Linked DNA regions of Homo sapiens: region 2 is linked to region 1. Evidence: chromatin loops called from intact Hi-C (ENCODE). Cell type or tissue: chondrocyte. All regions are shown on one strand. Links, peaks and the distances in the headings refer to the core of each region. The heading gives the core; the rest is flanking DNA. Region 1 holds the start of EDNRA (endothelin receptor type A). Region 2 overlaps LINC02507 (long intergenic non-protein coding RNA 2507).

Region 1 (9,049 bases), core at 636-8,635:
CAATGACCACATAGATAAGGTCTCCAAGGGCAAGACTGGCTATCAGCGCGTTGGGGCCATTCCTCATACATTTGTTCTGGTAAATGATCCTGAGCAGAGTTGCATTCCCCACCATTCCCACGATGAAAATAGTACAAGATATCACAGTGTTAATGTATTTGAAAGCTGAAGTAATTTTAGTCTGCTGTGGGCAATAGTTGTGCATTGAGCCATTGCTGGGTAGGACCAAATTAGTGGGTTGATGAGTGGTAACCAGGAAGCTGAGCTCTGTGCCACGAAAAGTGGTGAAATCATCCACATGATTGCTTAGATTTGTGCTGTATCTCTCAGGATTATCACTGATTACACATCCAACCAGTGCCAGCCAAAAGGATGCCCTGAGGCAAAGGGTTTCCATCTTGAGGCAAATTTGAGGAAATATCTCTTATTGCACTTGTGCTGCTTTTACACCTTCACTTTTTTTTCACCTGAAACAAAAGGAAAAATAATTTTTGTTCCAAAACCCAGTTGCCAAAAAGATCATAGTCAATGATTATTTATTGATTCAATTAAAATGCAGGATATATTTGGTGATTAGATAAGATATATGTATATCAGGTTACCCTATGACAGAGCAAAACCAGAAAAAAACTGAAGCTCTATTAGGGCAAGCTCTATCTCCTCTATGTCAGTCTCCATCTCCATCTCCATCATCTCCATCATCTCTGTCATCTCCGTCTCTGTCTCTGTCTCCATTTCCGTCTCTATAGCTATCTATCTCTGTCTCTATTTCCATCTCTAGCTCTATCTCCATCTCCCTATCTCTCTAGCTTTGTCTCTCTCACTCATCTCTATACATAGCTATACTTATATCTACATCATAATATGGATGAGGCTATGTCAGTTTTTCCTTTAAGTAGTAGTTACTTCTTTCTCTACATTCAGGCTGATAAGAACCTGAATTACAAAAATCTTCAAGAGTTGAGATACAAACATATTTTTTAATGAAAGAGAAAAGGCATTATATGCTGAGTAAAGGGTACAGGGTATTGAGGCATAAAATAAAATTATCGAATGTAAAAATTGAATCTTCTAAAATGTGTGCTGTCTTGCATATGATAAATAATGAACATAGGGATGAAGTGCAGCACAGGTAGCCATCTAAAGTGTTATGAAATGTTAATGAGAACTCTGGTTAACACCATTAACACATCTAACAATTTTAGTTTCAATTAAGAATGAAATAATTGATAAAAACATTTGTTTTGAAAACCTTGATGATTAATGTGTAAAATCTAAATTTTTTACAGGAGTTTTTTTGCTTTTTCATTTCTCAGAAATTATCATCACAATACGGTATTTGCCGATGAATGAAATGGGAGTAATGAACTTTTCCAGGCTAGTCATAGTATTTTGGTTTCCAAGGGACACCTGTCCCCATGCTATCTTTTAACCATCCTATATAGCTACATTTATTTTATGCCAGTCACTGTACTCAGTACTATATGTGCATGATGCCCTGTAATCCATACAATGGTCCTGTGGGGTAGATCCACGGTTCAATTTTGAAGATAGGGAAACAGAGGCCCAGGAGGGTGAAGCAGCTTGTCAAGGCCACAGGTGATGGGTGGCAACACTGCGATTCTAAGGCAGGTCAGTCCAACTCTGAGCCGGAGCTGTTAACCACTAAACCATCCTGTCTCTCATTCTTGTGCTTTATTTGTATGTAAAATATTTTAAAGAAGTCTCCAGAGTTTAGATGAAGCAATAGACTCAGGAGGGTGGTTAGACATTTTCAAAGACCATCTGGTGTGGTTTATTTATTTATTTATTTATTTTTAAGTCACTTGCAGAGAGCAAGTGGTCCTTCCTGTCCAGGAAGTCTAGGAGACCTTAATAAGGAATAATCAAAGATAATTAAAAATAGCTCATCCTATTTCAATATTTTATATATTTCCTTTTCTGTAGGCTTTTATGAATCTTCAAATGAAGACATAATCTGATTTATGCGGTGGTGTGTGTACGTGTCTGTGATGTATATACCCAGGTCATAATTTAATCTTAAAAAAATTGAGTCCTGGTTGGGTGTGGTGGCTCATGTCTATAATCTCAGCACTTTGGGAGGCCAAAGCAGGAGGATCACTTGAGCCCAGGAGTTTGAAACTAGCCTGGGCAACTTAGTGAGACCCTGTCTTTACAAAACATAAAAAAGATTAGACAGGCATGGTGGCGTGTGCCTGTAGTCTCAGCTACTTGGGAGGCTGAGATGGGAGAATCACTTGAGTCCAGGAGGTTAAGGCTGCAGGGAGCTATGATCGAGTCACTGCACTCCATCCTGAGCAGCAGAGTGAGACCCTGTCTCAAAAAAAAAAAAATTAAATAAATAAAAAGTAAAAAATAAAATTGAATCCTTTTTCTGAGTGTATTCAAGGTTGATGTTAACCACTTTTAGGAATTTTGACAATTATCTTGGGAAATCAGTAAAGCTTAGGTTTGGCCAATACGTGGATAAAATAAGATTTATTCAAGTTGCATAGAAAGTATAGGGTATATATAAAGTGCGAGTATTGGATACTTTTGCCTTCCCCAGAGATTTCCCCCTGAACTCTGAAATAATAATAGTATTTACATATAGTAACTTATTATATATGTATCTGTTATCTGCCTTGAGCTTTACGACTCTAGGTAGGCAGGAGCAATATCTCCATTTTACTTATAAGGAAACCAGAGTCTTGAAGAAGTATTTAGGTCAAGGTTTCAAAGCCAAGAAATGGCAGGACACATAATTTTGCTTATAGGACTTGACTCACTCTGATTAAATGGGAAAAATATCAATTTTTCAAGGCTAGAGGCAGGCCATGTATTTGTCAGCTCTGACTAGACTTAATTATAAACAGTTTGCAGTTTTTTCCTGCTTCTTATAATCTGGAGTGAGTATCTGGCCAAAAATTGATAGACCTATGAAATGACACCATTTCCATTCCAAAGGGAACACCAGGACTCCAAGAGAAAAGCTTCTTGTCATCCTCCTTTTTGGATCACAGATACAGGGGGGAGAAGAAATACTTTCATATCTTGTGCTGTTTCGTGACTAACGTCTTCCAGCTTCCCAAATGAAAGGGAACCTTCAATAACAGCTTTCTTAAAAATGAGAGAGAGAAGGCCTTTGCAGAAATGGAATGGCTCTCTGCCGGTTACAGTCGGCTGGGAACTGACCTGTGAACTGACCTGGCTACGGTGGGTACTGCTCTACTCATCAGAGGTCCTGTGGTGCTTTGAACGTTAGCATGCTGGTCTGCTTGGTTAGCTGATTATGCCAGGAGGTAAGGCCAACGCTGTGGGTTCTTAAGGCATGAGAGCCAGCTATCATTAAAACCCCCTTCCTTCCTCCTCCAACAATGACACCACTACAGAAATCATTTCTGATGACTTCTCTATCAGCTCTCCACACATGTTAAGCTGCAAAACTAAGGGATACTTGGCAAAGGCCTGTGGATGTCATATTATCATTGGCTGAAAAGTACAAAACCAAATGAAAGAAGCCCCTCAACTGCAGGTTCTTCCAAGGTGGGTCTGTAGCTCATTTCCAGGAATCTGAGTCAGGCTGTGCTTTGAATCATCACTCATAATCAGTCATAGCGCTAGTGAAGCATCTCAGGTTCAGACCTGAAGGACATGGTCTATAGATTCAGCATTCTTCCTGTTTGGAATCTGAGAGTTTGGGGAGTGCAAAAACTATTATTAAGAAAGAGGACTGAATCCTTACGCTTACACTTTAACCATTTAACATATGAGACTCTCAGGATCAAAGTTCACCTGTAATTGGTAATTTGGAAATTCAGACCTTATCAAAATGGCATGAGTTTAGAGCATTCAATTTACATGAAATGACTGCCAAGGTGTTTCTCAATTAGCTAACACATAGACAACTACAGGTGGAGGAAAAAACAAGTAAAAGTAGGAACTTTTTACAAGTTTTCTGAGGTTTTGCTCTCTGGTTAAGAAATGAGCAACTCTCCTTAGAGACAACGCCTGAGTTTAATATGCCTCCCACCCCCAACTCTATCAGGGGAAAGCCATTAGGATGATGTAAACAGAGGGTGATTATCTAGAAGCAGCCCTTGTTTTCTGCACGTGAGAAGCAACAAGTGTCCTTTAAAGGCGAGCACAGAACAAAACGCCCAGACCTCCACAGGCAGGTTTCCAAAACTAGCTACACAGGGGGTTTCCCCAAACACCTCAGTCCCTCACACCGAGTGCCCTTGGCTACCCTTGGCATACCCAGACCCAGATGTGGGGGAGGAAAAGCAAGCCAGTAAGAAAAGGCTGTGGAGCCAACTTCACAAGAAGGCGCTGGAGCAAGCCACAGAGCTTGGCGTTCCTCAAAGTTCTTGCATGCCTGGGGAAAAGGGGTCACCCAGGGAAAACTATTGGGCTTCCTCTTCCTAAAACTCCGAATCCTAAACCCTAACGTGGAGAGGTGAAGTTCCCCGAACTCTACACGTGTCCGCAGCGCACCCCTCACGGAAGGCGCCCGCCTCCCCGCGCGCCCTGGGGCAAGTGGGTGCCAGCCCCTGCTGCGACGGGTCGCCCAAGCTGCAGGGCGGTCGGGCCAGAACGTTCCCAGCTCTCGTCTTCTCCCGACCGAGGGGCCCAGGCAGCGTCTCCGCCATCCCCGCACCCGCCCCAGTCCCAGTCCCCGATAAGAAAGACTTGCACCGACCGTGGAGCTCGGCGTGCGCAGACAGCTGCCGGGTCCGCGCGGCGCCTGGGCCAGAGGAAGCCGGAGCCGGCGAGGGTGGGTGGCGCGGAGGGTGGCCGGTGTCCCGGGCTCCGGCGCGGCGGCGGCTTCGGCTGCACAGCTTCCCCGGCTTCAGAAAACCTCCTGGGCACTGCTTCTCCCGGGGAGGTCTCGCTGGGACCCCAATCCCCGGCGACGACCGGGTGGGATGGATGAAGCCTCTCCACCGCCTCTCCACAATCGTCAGACCAGCGGGATGACTGTACGCGCGCGCGAGGGCTCGCACGAAAAAGAAAACTCCGGAGGAACACGCCTCCAGTCTGTCCTCCCCGTCTCCTCCCAAAGCTCCAGACCTTCCACTCCACTCTGGGACCGCAAGAGCGTCCTAACCTTCCAGCTATCCTGGGACGCGGCCACTAAAAAGCACAAAGCTGCCGCCCCCTTCCAGGCCCTGAAGGGCAGGAGTCTTTTTTAACTATTTCCTTCCTGAAAGAAAAGGTGGGGGATGTGGAGGAGAGAGGGTAGAGTTTGACAGACAAGACTCAGAATTCCGAAAGGCCTTGCAGAGGAACCCATCCTCTTAGTGCAGGCAGATTTGATCTGTGACGGAACAACTGGACACAGAGCCAGGGCCCACGGGTGGTTTCTTCTCCGTCTTCCCTGCCGCCTTTGCTTGGCTTGCGTGCTCCCTCTTAAGCTTAGAGGCCGTTGAGGAGCCGAAGTGGACAGCAGTTTACTGGATCAGGTGGTTTGCTTCTATCTTGTCCCTTGTAGCCAGCATCCCACGGCTACAGACCTCCAGCCCAGGGCAAAGAAGGAGCCTCAGGAGAGACTATGGAAGGTTCCAGCGCGTGGCTCCGTGAAACCTCAAGAAATTCAAACAATGAAGAAGCCGACCTTACAGAAAGTGGGTCTCAACGTCTTTATCACGGCAGATACTTTATCCTAAATTGGGGGTGGGAGAGGAGATGAGGGACAAAGGCCACTGCCTGTGACATGTGAGTAAAAACTGGGGTCTCCTCAGGGAAGGCCTGCCTTGGAGTCCTTCAGTGCACTGCTAGAGTCAGCACATGGTAGAAGTGTGAGGTTGGAGCACTGGTCATGTTATATCCCATGCTGTTCCGGCTATCTGCTGCAGCTAAACAAATTACTATAAAACGTAGTGGCTTAAAATAACAACACTCATTTACTCTGCTTATCAGTCTGCAGTTTGGGCAGAGCCTGTCTGGGACAGCTCGTTTTTGCTCCATGTAGCAGGGGCTGGAGGATCCACTTCCAAGACAGTTCACTTGCTTGGTGTTGAGTGTTAGTTTTTCTCCACGTGCGTCTCTCCACAAAGACTTGTGGAGACTTGTGGTTTGGGCTTCCTCACAGCATGGTGGCGGGGATCCAAGAGTGAATGTCCCCAGAGACAGAAAGTGGAAGCTGCCAGTTTCTTAAGGGCTGGGCCCAGAAACTGGCACCGTGTCATTTCTGCTTGATTCTATTAGTCAAGCAGTCACAAATCCCAGATTGAAGGTGAGGGTATATAGAGCCCAACCCTTAGTGTGAGGAGTGTCAAAGAATTTAGGGACCATTTTGTAAAACCATCAAAGAGATCTACAGAAAACCACCATTGAAAGAGGCCTTAATAGTCATCTAGTAGGGTTAGACTAGATATTACCCTGTTCACTAATCTTACAGCTTCTCTAGGAGGGAGAATCAGCCAACCAGAATAACTAATAGCTTTTATAAGTGCCATTGTTTATATTAAAAAAAGGTGACCCTTTGGGCATGTGGCTTGGCAAGCTGACAATATTTTCGGGAAAGAAAAACTTACTGCTTCCTCCCAAAAGAGGCAGTTCACATCTTGGCCCGTGAAACATGTGCTGGATTTCAGCCCTTATTCACTCTGTGGCCAGACACACTTGGACAGTGCATCACCTGCATATCTGAATATGTCAATCTGTCCAGTCTTTGCTAGAACACATTCATCATGACCCACCTATTGAGACAGCTGATCTCACTGTGGTGTAGGACTAGTTACTAAAAATTCTTCCTTCACACCTATTAGGATAGCCATTATAGTAAAACAAAAGCAAAAACAGCAAAGAACAAGTGTTGGCAAGAATGTTGAGAAATTGGAACCCTTGTGCATTGCCAGTCTGAATGTAAAATATAGTGTAGCAGTTGTGGAAAACAGCATGGCAGCCCTCCAAAAATTAAACATAAAATTACCCTATGATCCAGCAATTCTACTTTTTGGTACTTACCTAAATAATTGAAAGCAGAGTCTCAAACAGATATTTGTACACCCATATTCATAGCAGCATTATTCAGAAAAGCCAAAAGGTGAAAACTAGCCAAAAGATGGAAACAATCCAAATATCCATCAGTGGAAGAATGGATAAACAAAATGTGGTATATACATGTATGTATATGTATATAAATACATGTACATAACACAGAACATTATTCAGCTTTAAAAAAGAATGATATATGCTACCACATGGATGAACGTTTAAGATATTATGTTAAGTGAAATAAGCCAGACATAAAAGGAAAGATAGATATTTTATTATCCCACTTAGATGAGGTACCTAGAATAGTTAAATTCATAGACACCGAAGGTAGAATAGTGATTACCAGGGGCTTGGAGGTGCCGAGGGGAGAATGGGGACTTACTGTTTCATACGTTTCAGAGATTTAGTTTGGGATGATGAAAAAGTTCCAGTGACGGATGGTGATGAGGGTTGCACAACAATGTGAATGTACTTAATGCCAATGAACTGTACACTTTGAAATGGTTAAAATGGTAAATTTATGTTATGTATCTTTTACCGTAATCAATTCTTCCTGACATCAAAATGAAATCTGCCTCTATACGTTACCTGTTGATCTGCCCTCTAAATTCATAAAATGAGTTTACTGTCTCTTTTAAGATCTTTAAACATAAGTAAGTGTATTTATGTGAATAATCAGCATAGACCTGCCTTTGTAAGAGAATAGGATTGCCTCATTCTAGATGAGAACAACATAAATGTTCTTTAGCTGTTGGAGATTTATATCCTCATTTTCTCAGCTTTACTTGGGGCAAATGACTTCAGGGGACTCGAACCAGTTTTTAGTCAAGTTAACTTTACCTCCAGTTACCTTTCTCCCCATAGATAATACTTTATATACTTGCCCCAACTCTATATTCCATGCTTTTTACTTTCAAAGAACATATAATTAATATATTTGACTAAGCTTTTCAACTTGACTTCCAAAGGTTATTTCTTTCCCCTGGAAAGTGGGTTGGATGCAGATTTGCAGGTTTTCTGGGTTTCGGGGAAACTATCCTGATCACACTTGACTTCTGGTTCAAGTAGCTCACTAAGTGGAGGATTACTGTAATGAACTTATCTTGGCATCATGTTAGTATTGTATTGATTTCATGAACAAAAAGTGCTGAAGATTAAGAAGTACTCAATATAGCACTTAAAAAACCATTTTTTCATGTGTCCTTGGGGCAAATGTTCTTCTGAATTTAAGTTTCTTGATTTAAATTTGTAAATCCATTTCACAGTTGCTAACTCCCAAGATCCTCAAACTTGAAATGCAGTAGTGGTTTTGAGTCTCACAGTATTTGCTAGAGATGTGTTCATGGTTAAGGTCTCTAGGAGCAATGAAACCTGAAGTTTTCAGAGAAGAACCACAAAGACTGGTTGTGAGAGTAAAGGCAGAGAAATTGGGGAAATGTATGTCAGAGACCTGAAACTGTCACTACAGCCTTCTCATTGGTTAGTGCTGTGGCCAAGACTATTGGCAGCAAACACACCTGTCTGGAGATGAAAAGACAAGCCCTATTAGTTGAAGATCCATTTTTAATTAAAACTGACTAGAGGCAATTTGTTTTTGAGGTAAACACAGTCATGTGCCCCATAACATTTTGGTCAATGGCAGACCACACGTGGTCCCATAGGATTATAATACCTAAGTTGCAAGAGATTTGAGAAATATGCTTTTAAAAAAAAAGAAGAAAAAAGACTGTAATACTATATTTTTTTTACCATACCTTTTCTATGTTTAGATATGTTTGGATACACAAGTACCATTGTGTTACAACTGCCTACAATATTTAGTACAGTAACTTGCTGTACAAGTTTGTAGCCTATGAGTAATAGGCTATACCATATAGCTTAGATGTGTAGCAGGCTCTATCATCTAGTTTGTGTAAGTACACTCTATTATGTTCACACAACGATGAAACCACATTTCTCAAAACATATCTCCATCATGAAGACACATGACTGTACTCCAAAATTAGTCTATAGATGAGCTGCTGCTGGAGATTCTAAAGTGCTTATG
Region 2 (9,049 bases), core at 396-8,395, 96 kb before region 1:
CCACCTCTCAATACTACCATGATGGGGTCAAGTTTCAACATAAATTTTGAAGGAGGAACGTTCAAACCATAGCATCCACGGAAAACAAAAAGTAAGCACGGATGTGCCCCTCTGGGGAAGGCTGAGGGTCTGAATGTGCTTCTGGCAAGAGAAATCATGGAGGAATAAAAAGAAAGCACATTACTTGTGCTATTATCTACCTCTGGGTTAAACTGAACAGTGGGATCAAAGTGGTTTGTTTGTTCTACTAGTTTGTTTTTTAGTAAAGCACTTGTTTATTTTGTTTTGAGGTAGTTTCTCTGGAGGGATTGAGGGCAAATCTGAGTGGAAATTACTTGTTTTTTCCATGTAATCCTATAATAAGTACAAGTTTTTTTTATAGTCGTTTGATTCCCACAAAGAGCTCTGTATTCGTGTGTGTGTGTGTGTGTTGTGTGTGTGTGTTTTGGGAGGTGGGGAGACAGGAAGCTGAATACAGAGGAGCTAAACGTTGAGAAAGTAAGAGTAGGAAAATAGGACATGGTATGTTGGAAGGTGAAATAAAGAGAAGTAAACACAGGAGTATCAGGAAAAAGGAAAGAGAAGCTCACAAGGGATAGTGTGGGGAAAGGACATAGGGTAGGTAACACAGTAAATCAGAAGGAAGCAGAGCTGAGTTGAATAGTGATGTGGTTTGAATCTGTGTCCCCATCCAAATCTCTTGTTGAATTGTAATCCTCAATGTTGAGGTGGGGTCTGGTGGGAGGTGATTGGATGATGGGGGCAAATTTCCCCTTCAGTGCTGCTCTTGTGGTGGTGAGTAAGTGCTCTTAGGAGCTGGTTGTTTTACAGAATGTGTCATCTCCCCTGCCTTCCTCCTGTTCTGGCTGTGTAAGACGTTGGCTGCTTCCCCTTTGCCTTCCACCATGATTGCAAGTTTCCTGAGGCCTCCCTGGAACCTGTACAGCCTGCAGAACTGTGAGCCAATTAACCCTCTTTTTTTTTTTTTTAAATAAATTACCCAGTTTTAGATGTTTCTTTTTCTTTTCTTTTTCTTTTTCTTTCTTTTTTTTTTCTGAGACAGAGTTTCACTCATGTTGCCCAGGCTGGAGTACAATGGCATGATCTCGGCTCACTGCAACCTCTGCCTCCCAGGTTCAAGCGATTCTCCTGCCTCAGCCTCTTGAGTAGCTGGGATTACAGGCACATGCCACCATGTCTGGTTAATTTTTGTATTCGTAGTAGAGATGGGATTTCACCATGCTGGCCAGGCTGGGCTCGAACTCCTGACCTCAGGTGATCCACCTGCCTTGGCCTCCCAAAGTGCTGGGATTACAGGCGTGAGCCACCGTGCCCAGCCTCAGGTATTTCTTTATAGCAGTGTGAGAATGGACTAATACAAATAGTAGAGTGTTGAAGCCATCCTCTTCATTTTGAAGATGAGCAAACTGAAGCCCATGGAGGCTATGTGAATTAGCAAATTGGTTAAGGCCAGAACTAAGGTGAGCCCTTGTCTCCTGTTCCATGAAGTACATGGCTGTGTGTGGTGGGTGGAGGTGAGAGGGGAGACCTCTGAGCTGAAGACAGAACCATGATGTGATTTTTTTTCCTGTTCATTATTGTTAAAGGCTAATTTTTAAAAATTTATTTTTACATTATTATTATTATTATTATTATTTTAAGATTCAGGAGGTGCATGTGCAGGTTTGTTACATGGATACATTGTGTAATGGTGAGGTTTAGGCTTCTAGGGTACCCATCATCTAAATAGTGAACATTGTACTCAATAGGTTATAATTTTTTTTGACATTTATCCTTCTCCCCTTCTCCCCATCTTTGCAGTCCCCAGTGTCTATTATTTCCATCTTTATGGCCATGTGTACCTGTTGTTTAGTTCCCACTTATAAATGAGAACATGTGGTATTTGATTTTCTGTTTCTGAGTTATTTCACTCAGGATAATGACCTCTAGCTCCATTCAGGTTGCTGCAAAGAACATGACTTCATTCTTTTTTATGACTGCATAATATTCCATGATGTATATATACCACATTTCCTTTATCCAGTCTTCCATTGATAGGCACTTAAGTTGATTCCATGACTTTGCTATTGAGACCAGTGCTGAAATAAACATGTGAGTGCAGGCATCTTCTTTATATAATGATTTAAAAGGCTAATATTTTTAAAAGGTGAATGTTTATATCATGCATCTGATATAAATATAAAATGAATACATGTAACAAATTTTGGTTAACTCACTAATTGTTGAGGGAACCCATAAAATGTTACTGGTTGAAAGAATTCAAAGTACTGCATACATACATATAAGCAGATAAAGAATGCTTAAATGGATAAGTAAATGTGACTTGGCATAGATTTTATTTAAATCATTAACTATTGAGAGAACCAGTAAAAACTTACAACAGGTTGAAAGTAGAATTTAAAGTACCATACACATATGTAAGAAGATAAAAAATACTAAAGTGTGCTGGGTGCAGTGGCTCGTAATCCCAGCACTTTGGGAGGCAGAGGTGGGAGGATTGCTTGAGCCAGCTTAGGCAACATAGTCACACTCTGTGTCTACAGAAAATAGAAAAAATTACCTGGGCACGGTGGTGCATGCCTGTAGGGTGAGGAGGGAGGATCACTTGAGCCAGGGAAGTCGAAGCTGCAGTGAACTGTGACCAGGCCACTGCACTCCAGCCTGGGTGACAGAGCCAGATGGTGTCTCAAAAAAAAAAAAAGCTCACATGAATTTGAAGGCATATGTAACATTGATCTATCCACAGGTGATAATCAATTGCATTCCAATACAACTAATTTGCATTTGTATGGACAAGAAACATTTGTATTATTTTTGGCTCTCTACAAATTATAGAGTTGTAAAATAGTTGAAATACAATAAAAGGTAGCAATATCATGGGAAGAGTATGCTGTATAGAACATTCTAGAAAAGAAAATAAATCTTCAGAGAAAAAAGTAATCTTTTTTTTTCCGCATTCCGAAGTCTTACACAATTTTTCTCAGCAAGAGTACATAATTGGAGCTGAAGGTGCTCCCTCAACTTTTTTGGGTCACAGAATATTTGGCAATGATGGAAACCAGGCCAAGAAAAGTGGAGGATTCTAGGAATACCTCCAAGGTCATACTGCAGGCACTTCCGGTCAGGATGCCACTGCTGCCATTGCCCTGCTAGATGCTCTCCACCAGCATTGCCAGATGACTCATGTGGCCACCTGACCCTGCATCTTTGCACTACATTCTCAAGTTTCAGTCTAGGAAAGGGGCATCGAGTTGACTCAGATCCCATGCCCTCACCCTAGCTGCCTAGACTGGGAAGAAGGAATATGAAACCACATGATTTCACTATGACAAACCAAGACGGACACAATGGGGATTTCTCGCCACAAAGGAAGGATACGTGATGTTGGCTAGTAAAAAAGAAAAGGCAAATATTTACTGTAAGCACTATACTAGGGATATACAAAACCATCAGAGAGGATTTAAGCTTTTTCTGGAGAAAGATAACATAATGAAGTGGGAAGATTAAGAGCTCATCTCTACTAAAAATACAAAAATTAGCCGGGCATAGTGGCATGTGCCTATAATCCCAGCTACTCGGGAGGCTGAGGCAGGAGAATCACTTGAATCTGGGAGGCGGAGGTTGCAGTGAGCCGAGATCGCGCCACTGTACTCCAGCCAGGCAACAGAGACAGTGTCTAAAAAAAAAGAAAGAAAAGAAAAAAAGAGCTCTAGACTCATATACCTAGGTCTAAGCCAGGTTCCAACAGGCTGAGTTATGGTGGGAAAATTGCAAACCTCTCTGAATCCCAGTTATCTCATTTATGTTAACATTACTATCTGTCTCAAAGATGCTTATGACTGCATAATCTGGTCCATTGCTATTTCTATGACCTATCTTCTTCTATGACTTGTCTCCTTGCTGAACTCTGCTCCAGCCCTCCTAGCTTCCTTGCTGTTCTTTGAGCACACAAACATCCATCTGCAGTAGGCCCCTTGTACTTGCTTGCTCCCATGTCTGAAAAATGTTCCCCCATATGAAATTTGTTTTCTCACCTCCTTCATTCAGCTCTCTTCTCTCTCTCTCTCTTTTGAGACAGGGTCTCACTCTTGCCCAGGCTAGAGTGTTTTGGCACAATTCAGTTCACTGCAGCCTCGACCTCCGGAGCTCAGGTGATCCTCCCACCTCAGCCTCCTGAGTAGCTGGGACTACAGGTGCACAACACCATGCCCAGCTAATTTTTTGTATTTTTTGTAGAAATAGGGTCTCACTGTGTTACCTAGGCTGATCTCAAACTCCTGCGCTCAAGCAATCTGCCTGCCTCAGCCTCCCAAAACAGTGGGATTACAGGCATGAGCCACCACATCTGGTTAGCTCTACTCTCAAATGTCACCTTGGCTTTGGTAATACCTTCCCTGACAACTCTGACGAAAATTAGAACTTATTTTACCTGGCACTACCTTACTTAATTTTTCTCTATAACATTTGTTACTTGTCTGTCTCCCTTCTCTAAACTGTAAGTTCCATGAGAACAGGAAATCAAATCTGTTTTAACATGGCTGTATCTCCAGAGCCTTGAACAATGTCAGGAACATAAAAAGTGCTCAATAATATCTGTTGGATGAATGAATAATTGCAAAGTGCCTGGCGTACAGTAGACACCAAACAAATGCTGATTATTGCTGTTTTTTATCAGACTCTGATTTCTCTTCCCATACCCTAAGCTGACCTGCTTTCCCAGAGGACTTATGATCTAGTAATAAAATTTACCAGTGCAGGAACTCAATCTCCTAATTCAATAGAAAACAACTAGAATATTGTAGTGTTCATATTGGTGATCACTTTTGGGATTTCACACTTATTCTTTGTTTTTTAATGTGTCTGATCTATGGTGGTGCTACCAAATGATTTGTATTAGCAGCTGGAAAAATCTAATAAAATTACTTTGAAAGTGCCTTTTGGGCCAGGCGCAGTGGCTCATGCCTGTCATCCCAGCACCTTGATAGGCCGAGGCAGGAGGATTGTTTGAGTCCAGGAGTTCAAGACCAGCCTGGGTGACATAGGGAGACTCTATCTCTACAAAAAATAAATAAATTAGCTGAGCATGGTGGTGCCTTCCTGTGGTCCCAGCTACTCAGGAAGCTGAGGTTGGAGGACTGTTTGAGCCTTGGAGGCCGGGGCTGTGGTGAGCTGTGAGTGTGCTACTGCACTCCAGCCTGGGTGATAGAGTGAGACTCTATCTTAAAAAAAAAAAAAAAAAAAAAGAAAGAAAGAAAACAAAAAATCAAGGTGCATTTTGAAACACAGGAGAGTCAGAATTTTTTTTTTAATTTTATCTCTAATAGGAAGACTATATTAGAACATAAGACTGCACATGACTATGTCACTGTTTCAGTCAGCATTCTTTAGAGAAACATTAGTTATAAGAAGTTGGCCTATGCAATTATGGAGGCTGGCAAATCCCAAGATCTTGTGGGGAGAGGTCAGTCAGCCAAGGTGATATCTGAGAGTAGAGGTGAATGAAGAAGGTAAGGGAGAAAGTCATAAGGGAGGACATTTTTCAGACACCAAGGAGAGCCAATGCTTTAGTTTCAGCCCAAACCTAAAGTCCTGAGAACCAGGAGAGCTGATGGTGTAATTCTGGTCTAAAGGTCAGCAAGCTCAACATCCAGGAGTTTGAGTTTGAGTCTTAAGGCAGGAGAAAAGCCAGTGTCAGCCAGACATGGTGGTTTATGCCTGTAATCCCAGCATTTTGGGAGGCCAAGGCAGGCGTATCACCTGAGGTCAGGAGTTCAGGACCATCCTGGCCAGCATGGTGAAACCCCGTCTCTACTAAAAATACAAAAATTAGCTGGGCGTGGTGGTGTGCACCTGTAATCCCAGCTACTCAAGACGCTGAGGTAGGAGAATTACTTGAACCCTGGAGGCGGAGGTTGCAGTGAGTGGAGATCATGCCATTGCACTCCAGCCTAGGCGACAAGAGGGAAACTCCATCTAAAAAAAACAAAACAAAACAGAAACAAAGCCAGTGTCCCATGTTGAAGATTGCCAGGCGGAAAGAATTATTTTACTTGGGGGAGGGTCAGCCTTCTTATTCGGATCAGGCCCTTTAACTGATTAGGTGAGGGTCACTCACATTAGGGAGGGTAATTTTTCCTTAGCCTATCAATTTAAATGTTAATCTCACCAAAAAACACTCTCACATAAACACCCAGAATAATGTTTGACCAAATATCTGGACACCCTATGACCCAGTAAAGTTGATACATAAAATTAACCATCACATTTAGGCTGGGTGCAGTGGCTCACACCTGTAATCCTAGTAACTTGGGAGGCCGAGGCAGGCGGATTACATGAGGCCAAGAGTCCAAGACCAGCCCGGCCGACATGGTGAAACCCCGTTTCTATTAAAAATAAAAAAAATTAGCCTGGTGTGTTGGTGCACGCCTGTGGTCCCAGCTGCTTGGGAGGCTGAGGCAGGAGAATTGCTTGAACCCGGGAAGTGGAGGTTACAGTGAGCTGAGATCATGCTACTACACTCCAGCCTGGGTGACAAAGTAAGACTCTGTCTCGGAAAAAAAAAAAATTAACCATCACATTCACTCTATCTTGTATATCTATCATCAATTCTTTAGTTGTCATGGAATAGTTGTTATAAAGGAAAGCTGTGGGAAACAACAATCTCTTGAGTAAAAACATGTTTAAGTCAGTTCCCATATGTAGATGGACCCATTCAGTGCATGTGTGAAGGCTTTTAATGCTTAAATTAGCATAGCGATCCCATTGACGATATAACATCAGGACTACAACAAGGTCTGGGCACTTGCATTCTAGTTCCTAGCTAGAGATTCAACTTTTAGCAATTAATTTAACCTTTTTGGATTTGGTTTTCTCTTCTGAAAGTTAGGGGGTAGGACTAGATGATTTTTTTTTCTTTTTTTTTTTTTGAGATGGAGTTTTGCTCTTGTTGCCCAGGCTGGAGTGCAGTGGTGTGATTTCAGCTCACTGCAACCTCCACCTCCTGGGTTCAACCAATTCTCCTGCCTCAGCCTCCCAAGTAGCTGGGATTACAGGCACCTGCCATCACGACTGGCTAATTTTTTTGTATTTTTAGTAGAGATGGGGTTTCACCATGTTGGGCAGGCTGGTCTTGAACTCCTGACCTCGGGTGATCGGCCTGCCTCAGCCTCCCAAAGTGCTGGGATTACAGGCGTGAGCCACTGTGCCCAGCCAACTAGATGATTTTTTAAAGATCACTTGTAGCCCTGGAATCTTTGGTTCTAGATAACAGAATAAGCTGTGAGGGAAGCCCTCTCTGCTGCTAGTAGTGTGACACACAGGGACGAAAACAACACATTTTTGGAGTTATGTATGGCAGTGCTGTCTGTCTTGGCAGCTAAATGACAAAAATAATTTGGCCTGAATTTTATTTGTTCCCAGTTGGCTGAAAGTAAACGGAAGTTATTCTAGGAACAACTGTGTCTTCTTTATTCTCTATTTTTTTGTTTTTCTTTTGTTTTTTGTTTTTTGTTTTGAGATGGAGTCTTGCTCTGTTGCCCAGGCTGGAGTGCAGTGGCATAATCTCGGCTCACTGCAACCTCCACCTCCCAGGTTCAAGCGATTCTCCTGCCTCACCCTCCCGAGTAGCTGGGACTACAGGCGTGCACCACTACACCCGGCTAATTTTTGTATTTTTAGTAGAGACAGGGTTTTACCATGTTGGCCAGGCTGGTCTCAAACTCCTGACCTCAAGTGATCTGCTCACCTCGGCCTCTGAAAGTGCTGGGATTACAGGCATCAGTCACCGCACCCTGCTGTGGACTGTCTGGCTTCTTTATTCTTTTTTTTATTTATCAGACAGAGGGGCTCTGGGCATTTCATGCAGTTACCAGACAGCAGTGAAGGTGCCAGGCTCCTGATCCATGAGAGCCAAGGTGTCTACTCTCAGCATCTTGCACAGTGCCTAGCACAAAGTGGCCCCCCATAAGTGAGACATTGAACAAGTCACATGTCTGGCCCCTTGACACAGCACATGAAACACCCTGGGGGACCTGACTTAGTTCGTTCGCACTGCTATAACAAACTATAGTAGACTGCATGACTTATAAACAACAGAAACTTATTTCTCACATTTCTGGAGGCTGGAAGTCTGAGGTCTGGGTGCCAGCATGGTAGGTTCTGGTGAGGGCCCTCTTCCGGGTTGCGGGCTGCTATCTTCTTCCTGTATCCTCATATGGAGGAAAGAGAGCAAGAAAGATCTCTGGGGTCCCTTTAATAGGGGCACTAATGCCATTCATGATGACTTCACACTCATGACCTAATCTCTTCTAAAAGTCCCACCTCCTAACACCATCACAGTAGGGATAAAGCTTCAACATAGGCGTTTTGTGGGGACAAAAACATTCAGGCCACTGCAGTGCTTGCACCACTTGGGAGATTGCAGTGGTTTGGTCAGTTGCAGCGCCTATGAAGCCCCTTTCTTCACTACTGCCCTGTGCTGTGCTTTTCTAACAGACACCAGATACATTCTACCCTCCCTTCCATCTCTGTTACTTTGAATCTCTGATATTGGTGTCAACAGCCCCCTTCCCCAGGTCCCAGGCAGGGTAGCCCAGACACTCAGTCTTCTGCTATACCTTGACTTCCCAGCCAAGATGGTGGAGGTAGGTATGAATAACTTTTATTACTGGAGTCTTCAGCAGGAACCAGAAGAGTGGGAGTTTCTGAGGGTATTTCTTCATCCAGGCCTCTTGCCCCTTGTGGCCATTGAGAAAAGGAGAACTTTGGAAATCAAAGAGAGCCTCATGGAGGGAGTGAGAAACTGGGGGTCTGAGTATGTGGATGGAAAGAATTGCATTTTTATTTTCATTCATTTCCAACTTAAAATTAACATTTGCTTCAGTTATGAATATAAAAAACACATCACAGTGGTACTAGCAGTACCTATGACTGTCACCAATAGAAATCACAGATATATTCAAATCATATTAGTTACTGACAAATCTCACAAAATACTATCTATGCTCAGGCTGGGTGCAGTGGCTCACGC

What was found. Hi-C counts contacts between places; a loop is a spot of excess contacts. Peaks named below come from ENCODE experiments on the same cell type or tissue, not always from the same donor. Only the 100,000 strongest peaks of a DNase experiment are listed, where the experiment ranks them.
Region 2: a loop joins it to region 1, with 2.3 times the contacts of the local background. A loop is called at or near these places in 2 of 110 quality-filtered maps.

Annotation. Positions count from the first base shown.
Region 1 is chr4:147,477,030-147,486,078 of GRCh38, reverse strand. It overlaps EDNRA (endothelin receptor type A), which reads right to left and starts at 4,982. Exons shown (of 8, transcript NM_001957.4): 1 at 4,703-4,982; 2 at 1-467. The coding sequence starts at 397. RefSeq lists enhancers at 4,083-4,162, 4,193-4,292. In chondrocyte, for the core only: no CTCF peak of the experiment used is centred there; DNase peaks (open chromatin) are centred at 4,668 and 5,017.
Region 2 is chr4:147,572,388-147,581,436 of GRCh38, reverse strand. LINC02507 (long intergenic non-protein coding RNA 2507) reads right to left here. Exons shown (of 4, transcript NR_187416.1): 2 at 8,637-8,756; 3 at 8,131-8,228. Among named protein-coding and RNA genes, the nearest start is that of LINC02507, 7.2 kb to the right of the region's middle. In chondrocyte, for the core only: no CTCF peak of the experiment used is centred there; no DNase peak of the experiment used is centred there.